Regions from separate parts of the Homo sapiens genome. Here all the other regions are linked to region 3. The links are chromatin contacts, found by Hi-C or POLR2A ChIA-PET in ENCODE. All regions are on one chromosome and are shown on one strand. The core of a region is the stretch at or near the end of the contact, and the rest is flanking DNA. Distances in the headings are between cores, read along the strand shown.

Evidence for each region. A loop is a pair of places that touch in the nucleus more often than their neighbours do. ChIA-PET counts read pairs that join two places held with the same protein, here RNA polymerase II (POLR2A). Pooled maps may share reads with other maps.
Region 1: a pooled map shows a loop between it and region 3 (9-fold over the local background). The contact joins the enhancer-like site here to the promoter of HNRNPR in region 3. A Hi-C loop is called at or near these places in 3 of 50 pooled maps. POLR2A ChIA-PET finds 5 or more read pairs at or near these places in 2 of 52 experiments (HEK293T and activated CD4-positive, alpha-beta T cell).
Region 2: a loop to region 3 is called in a pooled map, with 17 times the contacts of the local background. The contact joins the promoter of PUM1 here to the promoter of HNRNPR in region 3. A Hi-C loop is called at or near these places in 2 of 50 pooled maps. POLR2A ChIA-PET finds 5 or more read pairs at or near these places in 2 of 52 experiments (K562 and activated CD4-positive, alpha-beta T cell).

Annotation. Positions count from the first base shown.
Region 1 is chr1:15,833,147-15,835,846 of GRCh38, forward strand. SPEN-AS1 (SPEN antisense RNA 1) reads right to left here. Exons shown (of 2, transcript NR_024279.1): 2 at 1,069-2,700. Among named protein-coding and RNA genes, the nearest start is that of SPEN, 13 kb to the right of the region's middle. RefSeq lists a silencer at 1,723-1,952 and enhancers at 1,842-2,700, 2,393-2,502, 2,693-2,700. Within about 2 kb of position 1,270, at least 41 of the 41 ENCODE cell types and tissues checked have a DNase peak (open chromatin) inside an H3K27ac peak, as active enhancers do.
Region 2 is chr1:31,064,309-31,067,008 of GRCh38, forward strand. It overlaps PUM1 (pumilio RNA binding family member 1), which reads right to left and starts at 1,409. Exons shown (of 22, transcript NM_001020658.2): 1 at 1,308-1,409. RefSeq lists enhancers at 1,066-1,385, 1,253-2,167 and a silencer at 1,496-1,715.
Region 3 is chr1:23,342,884-23,345,688 of GRCh38, forward strand. HNRNPR (heterogeneous nuclear ribonucleoprotein R) reads right to left here and starts at 1,401. Exons shown (of 11, transcript NM_005826.5): 1 at 1,328-1,401. RefSeq lists silencers at 874-943, 954-1,313, 1,824-1,943 and an enhancer at 1,334-1,918.

The DNA.
Region 1 (2,700 bases), core at 20-2,519, 7.5 Mb before region 3:
ATTCTGTAAGCTCTCACCGCCAAAAGGAAGGATAGGCCAGGCGCGGTGACTCACGCCTGTAAGCTCAACACTTTGAGAGGATCTCTTGAGCCTAGACGCTCAAGACCAGCCGGGGCAACATGGTGAAACCGTCACTACAAAAGGTTAACTTAGCCCAGCGCCAGGCACGGTGGCTTATGCCTGAAATCCCAGCACTTTGGGAGGTCGAGGCGGACGGATCACTTGGTCAGGAGATGGAGACCATGCTGGCCAACATGGTGAAACCCCATCTCTACTAAAAATACAAAAATTCGCCGGGCGTGCTGAGGCGTGCCTGTAGTCCCAGCTACTCCCCGAGGCGGAAGTTGCAGTGAGCCAAGATCCACTGCACTCAAGCCTGGGTGACAGAGCGAGCCTCCTTCAAAAAAAAAAAAAAAAAAAAAAAAAAAAGCCCAGCGTGGTGATTCGCGCCTATTCTCAGCTATTCAGGAGGCTGAGGTGGGAGGATAACCTGAGTCCAGGGAGGTCGAGGCTGCAGTGAGCTGTGATTTCGTTACTGCAAAAAACAGAGACCTTGTCTTAAAAAAAAAAAAAAAAAAAGGATAGTTGATGTCAAAAGATACGGTATAAAAATTTAAAGCTCTATGCAGTGCTTTTGGTCATAATGAAACTAAATTATTTGGAATCCAAAAGCCTCTTCTCAGATATTTCTTTCATCTGGAAGCCATCAAATCCTGATCGATTCCTTCAACAGATGTTCTTTTACCTTTTCATCCTATCATTATGAGCTTTACCTCCTGTTACTGAAATAACTCCCTATAATTATACATAGTAAGAATATAAAGGGCTGGCTCTTCTATGTACTCACGCTGTGAAGAAAAACTTAAAAAAAATTAAACAAAAAAACCTTGTACGAAAGCAAAGGAAGAAGACAAATTTAGCAGCAGTTCTCTTGAATTTCCTGGCTTTGTTGATTTCGAACCACAAGGTTAACATTAAAACACAAAGACTCACATTTAAATATTTCTTTTGAAATCAGAAAAACAATAGCTCTTTGAAATGACGCTGGAACGCACACAATAGATTCTACTGGGTCAATGTATTATTTATATACTCATCTGAACTTTCAAAAGAAGTTAAATGGGAGATATTCTCAACAGGCAAAAATAAGATATTCCAATCTATTGTTCAAGTTTATGGCTCCGATATAAATAATGGGCTATAAACCCGTATCTGGAAAACAGTTGCGCAGTGCGTGCTTAATGGCCAGCCAATGAAAACCAACGTCTCATTCTACTCCGTCTTTCAGCACGTCAAGGACATCCCACTCCGCCTTTTTTTTTTTTTCTTTTTAAAGAGGCCAACCGCTGGGGACACCTGGTTTTGGCACCTTTATGAGGCCTCCCAGCAGCACAGGAGCTCTAAGGGGCACGCTCTGCAGTTGAGCTATTTGCAGAGCTCCATGATCGCTCAAAGCCGAGCACGCGCACGGGTTTGCTACTGGCACCAGCACAAGGCTTTAGACAGGCACTTCCCACGGCTGAGTTCTAGGCATCCCCTTTTTGAAACGTGTTCTCTCCACCCTGCAAGGGTGGGGTGAGAAATCTCACTTTCGAAGGGCTTGCAAGGAGGAAGAGAGTCGGCGCCTTGCGGATTCCCCGGCCGCGCTTCAAGGTTCACACGCCGCGTGGCAGCTCGGATGCAGCCCGGTTCCGAGGCGGTCGGCGGTCGAGACTGGGGCCTCGAGCCGAGAAGCGAAGAACAAAGCGGCCGCGTTAGCCCGCCGCCCCGAGGGACAGCCCGGGCGCGCCCGCCGCTCCGCCCACACCCCGCCCCTCGGCCGCGCGAAATGGCGGCGGCCGCACCACAAAATGGCAGTCGCTCGGTCGCGGAGAAGCACCTGCTAAATCCCGTGACTCCCTCCCCCTGCCCTGCCCCGCTAGCGCCAACGTCGTTCTCCCCGCCCAGGCGCCCCGGTCTTCCCACGCCGCCCCGCCCAGGGGCAACAGGGTCCGGAGCCCGCCAACAACGCGGCGCCTTTGTGCGGGCGCACGCCACCTTTACTCAGCCACACGGGCCCCTCTCCGGGGGGCTTTTTCTTAAAGGGGCAACCGCTGGAAGAAACGGAGCACCGCCGCCCGGGACGCCCCTCAGGCCCGGGGTTACTACGGTTTCCCCAACTCGCAGCGTTAGCGTCAGGCCACCAAAGTGAAGATGGGTGGTGAAAGGACCACAGAGCCCGATAGAAGAGAAAACCTAGGAAAAATTAGTGAAAGACGCCCCCAACCAATGCTTTGGCGGCCACGCTGAGTCCTAACGTACTGAGCCCACTCGACGGGGCCCGTGCGCACAGGCGGCTCCAAAGGGCGGGTTTCGGCTTTCCTTCCACCTCGCAAAAGTCCAGTGAGCGCTCTAGGTTTCTCATGGCTACCCCCTGCCCTCTCCCCGTGCTGGGGAGTCTCGGGGGCTGAGCAGTGGCAGAGGGAGGAGCGGCTGCCGCGGTCCCTGTGCTTTTTCTCTGGCGTGAGGGTCTCAGTGGCCTTGGGCTCTGCTTGGGCCGTGGCTTGAAGGTTGGAGGTGTCGCGGTGCGCTTGGGTTTTTTCGCTTTCTTTCAAACGCTTGCTTCCTGGCGCTCCCCACCCCCCAGCGTCCCTTTGGCTCCATCTTTCCAGAAACTTCTCTGAGAAACTCAGCAAAAAGCATCCAATTTCGCCACTGCTT
Region 2 (2,700 bases), core at 159-2,658, 7.7 Mb after region 3:
AATTCAATTGTCGCTAAAGCAAAACACTAACTCAAAGTTCAGAATCCGGAGAGCGTTTCCCAAGAGCCCAGATAAAGAATCAACAGCCCCCCAGTGTTTTATAAAGTTAAAATTAGCAAAGGGTCAAAATGTTTATTTTGCTTACGAAAACTGCATCGGAAGCCACATTTCTTGGGGTTGGGCCTGTCTTAGTAAGTTTTTAGGTGCTTTCAAGAAACAAAATGCTAAGCCTATTGTTTCAGAAGTTAACTGACTTTAAAACAGAACCCAGGAAAAGCTTCATAAAATCTTATTCTTAATTAATCCCAGTAATAACAGGAATTGAGCAAAATGGTATCGAGGGCTGAGAACAGTGTTTTCTTAATTGAACAATAAAAGGTAACAATCTAAGTTACGGGAGAATAAAGCCTTCTCTGGTAATGCTGTGTGTGGGTTTCTGGCTTTGTTTTTTCAGCGGGGGGGGGGGGGGGGGCTATAGGAGGGAAAAGTTACAGGAGTGTATTCCTCACTTGACGTGGGAATGGTACTGACAAGTAAAACAAATGATCTATGTTTACCAAGCATGTTTGTGAGGACTAAAACTAGTATTGTGTATCTAGATTTTCCTACTAGCAAGGGGTGAACCCCTCTTTGAGTGAAGAGAGACACCAACACCGGGAGGCTCAAAAAGGAAGAACCCACCAAAAACACAAGCTCACACGGAAACAAAAGGCCACAGCAACCCAGGAGCCTAAAAAGCATTCTGAAACTTCCTGATCGCCACTTCTCCACATTTAAGGCTCGCAAAGTTCCCCCACGGTGAATCTCGCCTGTGGACAAGGGCCACGGCTGCTTCTAAAGCGATTTATTGTTCCTCCTCCTCCGGCGCTGCCACGGAAGCTCAAGAAGTCGAAGAAATCGGGGTGGCACAGAATTACACTTCATGGCCACACAGAAGACTCGGGGCTTCGCAAACCCATCAAAAAAAGCAACCCGAATGGCAACATCAATCTTCGGTGGTTCCCAACAGGGCCAGGCAAAAATGTAGAGGCACGTCTACGCCCTGGGCTCGGGCCTAAACCCCCAGCATTTTCCTAGCTTCGACCCCGCTCCCCACCCCCTCCCTCCTTTGATAACAATAGGGGCCTTGCTGCTGACTCCAAAACATGTACGAGGAACAGCGAGTGAGAAGCCTCAGCCAGGGCCCCGGCGGCTTTTCCAAAGCCCTTCTCACCCCCACAACCACTCTCAAACACCAATATGAAGGGACAATCTGCTCGTTAGGGGTCCGGAGCAGCGTTTGGGGCCGGTGGGGTGCGGATACTCACGGGCGGAGCGGTAGGATGAAGATGGATTTCAGCCCCCCGATCTTCTCTCTCTGGCGCTCTCGCTCCCCCTTACCTTTCACTCCGACAACATGGCGGCCCACTGGGGACTGGGTTGGCGCGGTGCATCCTGGGATAGGCTCCGGCCCCGGCCCCGGCGGTGGCAGCGGCATGTGCGGAGAAGGCTGGCGGCTCTGGAACAGGTTGCCTGGTTGCCATGCCAACCCAGGGCCTGTGTGAACTCGGGAAACTCGCAGGCAACACAAACGCTGCGCGCGAGTGCCCGCCCGCTAGGCGAGCGCGCGCCGCCAGGGCCGAAGGCGGGGTCCCGCCGGCCCGCACCTGGGAGAACACGGCCTGGAGCTGGGCACGCGGGGTTGCGCCGGTGACGCTCCACCGAGTCTCGGACGCGCTCCTCGCGCCCGCCGCGCCCTCGGAAGCTTGCCCCCGAGCACCACAGCTAGCAGGGTTCGCGGACGGCCACCCGCACTGCCCTGGCCCCAGAGGTGCAGGGTTCAAACCCCTTCTCTGCAGCTTTCTAGCTCTGCGGCCTTATTTAAATCGACCTGCCTCCATTTCCACATTTGTACAATGAAGAAGAAAATAACCCCCACTTAACAGAATGGCCTGGAGGATTAAGTGGAATAATGTATGTTAAGTGCTTTTAGTCTTACTGTCTCAAACTAAACTCAAAATAGATTGAAGGCCGGGCGCGGTGGCTCACGCCTGTAATCCCTGGACTTTGGGAGGCTGAGGCGGGCGGATCATGAGGTCAGGAGATCGAGACCATCCTGGCTAACATGGTGAAACCCTGTCTCTACTAAAAATACAAAAAAATTAGCCGGGCGTGGTGGCGGGCACCTGTAGTCCCAGCTACTCGGGAGGCTGAGGCAGGAGAATGGCCTGAACCTGGGAGGCGGAGCTTGCAGTGAGCAGAGATCGCGCCACTGCACTTGAGCCTGGGCGACACGGAGAGGCTCCGTCTCAAAAAAAAAAAAAAAATAGATTGAAAACAGACAAATCGCAATACTGTAAAAGACCAGAAGAAGATATGGGGAGAAGCTCTATAATTGGAGGAGGGAAAATGTTTATACTCATGAATCAAAGTCAAAAGATCATAAAAGAAAATATTGAAAGAAATATAAACATCTGTACGAGAAGAGATGCCATCAACAAAGTAGAACAAATGGATAAAAAATATTTGCAGTACACGGCCAGGCGCGATGGCTCATGCCTGTAATCCCAGCACTTTGGGAGGCCGAGGCGGGTGGATCATGAGGTCAAGAGATCAAGACCATCCTGGCCAACATGGTGAAACCCCGTCTCTACTAAAAATACAAAAAAATTAGCCGGGAGTGGTGGCGGGCGCCTGTGGTCCCAGCTACTGGGGAGGCTG
Region 3 (2,805 bases), core at 151-2,650:
CATTTCATTGCAAAGGCTCTACAAGTTGATACTGAAATTGGTTAAAATTTTCAAAAAAAGTTTGTAAATTTTAACAAAAAAACCGTAAAATAATTAGATTCCAGAAAATAAAACCTTCGGATCAAGGAAAGCCCTCTCTCTTCAAGCCAAATACAAAATGCTCATTTTGAAAAGACTTTTTATGTCATATGAGACCATTTGAAACTCATTCAAATGTGGCATTCAACACAATGCCACACAGCCAAACCATATTTCTGGATGCAGCAAATATACTAACGTGACTGGAGTCATTTGATCTAAACATTTTTGCAAAAAAAAAGGAGACATTTAAAGATTTAAAAGGGCTGCTGGGAGATTCGGGATGTCAGCACTAACTCCTCCCTGACTTTTTCTGAACCTCTCTGTGCAAATTCTTCATATTAAGAGACGGGCTTTAAAAGAACCAACGAAATGAGACTAACGGTTATCTCATGGCTTAGGAGTGTCGAGCTCTCATCCTACGACTGACTCATGAGACATCAATTCAGCCACTTGAGGACTGCAAAAATCTCAAACAGGTAGTGTGAAAGGACTGAACCTTCCAAGAAGCCCTGGGCTTTTTTAAAAATTTGGCAATACGGCCACTACCGTGTAAGAAAAAGGATCGCCTTTCCAATTTGGTGCGCCTCTGACAGTCTCAGAATTATCCATTTCAGGCGCCGCTTGGAGCCTAAGTTCTACGGCCTCTAGTAGTCATTTTTTCCTTCAAATCTCAGCCCGCGGCATGCAGAATGTGGGAGGGGAGGGAGGCTTCCCACACAAATCGGCCTTTCGGTTTCTGCTCACACAAAACTTTTCTCCCGGCTCAGATAACCCTGGGATCTGCACCCCGCCTTCCGCCCCCCACCCCCATCCCCTCAGGCCCGTCCGGATCATCAGCACATCCCTCTCGGGCTAGGCCGGCCGCGGCGGGAGCGAAGCGGCTCCGGCGGGGAGAAGCGGCAGGGCCGCGGGCGCCTCAGGCCCTTCGCGGGATCCGGCCGCATGGAGCAGCGAGCGGAGGCGGGAAAAGCACGGCCGGCCCCAGCAGGCCGCGCGGAGAGCGCCCAGCGGGCCGGACCGCGGGCTAAAGGGGCGGGGGGAGGAAGAGCGAGGGCGAGAAGCGTTTCGGCCGGGCTAGGCCCACAGCCGCGCGGGCGGACTAGACCGAAGCCGCCCCCAGCCCGTCCCCACCCCCACCCCGGGGCCTCGGAGCGCAAACGAAACGGGACCAGGCACGGAGCCCGGGCTGAGTCGGGTCGCATCGGGGCTCCCGGCCCCTCCCCCCACGGGCCGGCGCGAGACTCACCAGGGCAGAGCGGGGGCCGGCAGCCGGGCCCGTGAGAATCAGCGCGAGGCGCTTTGAAAACGACTAGAAATGGCGCGCGCGCCACCCCCTCCCCCCCCTGATGGACTGAGACGCGATCCCGGCAGCACGCGGGGTTTCCCGGAACTGCTTCCAGGGACTCCGAGCTACGGGGCAATCGCTTGGCGAGGCGGCCTGACAGGCAGCTCAGACGACCAGTAGTATCCAGGCAAAACGGACCACGCCGGACGACTCGAGAGCCAATCGATGAAGCTGCCGGCTGAACCAATGAGGGTGCTCAGCGCCCCTGGCTGGGGCGCCTCCGGGGCGGGGGCAGGCACACAAAGGGGTCTGTGGTGGAAGCCCTTGGTGGCTGCAAGGCTTGGGGGCGCTGGGTCCTGGGTGGACGAAGCTCCTCCCTCTTCGTCTGCCGCCGATGCGAGGCCGAAAATCTAGGCCTCGCGCCGCGTGGCCGCCTCCGGAGCCCCGCCCCCTATGGTCAGCACTGGCCCAGCTCCGCCATGGCGCTTGCGTCCCGCCACCGGCCGCCCTTAGCCCCCGAGTCCTCCCTCGCACCCCCGCGGCCGGCGTTCCCCCCAGACACGCCCATAGCCACGCGTTCGGGCCTCTTTCGGTCATCTTTTCGCCTCTAGTGAGCACACGATTTAAGGATGATTTGGCTCGTCATTTTGCTGAGGATTTTGTCTAGATAATCATTCCTTGGAACGATCGGAGAAATGCCTCTTTCCCTCCCTGGCTGCCGTCCACACATCGTTGGTGGCAGACTGTGAGGGAAATCGTTAAAATGACTCAAAAGCAATGTGTAACACAAGTGATAGAGCAGGGAGCTTTTCCCCACAGGGTTTGGAGCTACTTGATATTCATAAAATAAAGCAGCTATATACATCTCTGAAGCCAAAAGAGCCATGCAGGGGAAAGGGGTAATTCCCAAAGGACACTATAATTCGTGTTAGTCCTAAACCTATTTCTCACCTGCCATTCCTACTGATTTGTTCCCTGTCCTTAGTCCAAACCTGTCTCGTCTCATAGAAACCTTCCGAACTCACTTCTGTGGTGCAAGCGCTTTTTTCCCAACCCCAAACTCCAATGCCCCACCCTTAGGAAGTGGAGGAAGTCAAGCAGTGGTCTGCAGATTTCCAGATGCACTCAAGGATGATTAAATTTCTCAGAACCTACAAACCTATATTTAATTATTGAAAACGGGCGGGGCGTGGTAGCTCATGCCTGTAATCCCAGCACTTTGGGAGGCCGAGGCGGGTGTATCGGTCAGAAGTTCGAGACCAGCCTGATCAACATGGTGAAACCCTGCCTCTACTAAAAATACAAAAATTAGCCCGGTGTGGTGGCACGTGCCTGTAAACCCACCTACTCCGGAGGCTGAGGCAGAAAAATCGCTTGAACCCGGGAGGCGGAGGTTGCAGTGAGCCAATATCGCACCACTGCACTCCACCCTAGGGAAC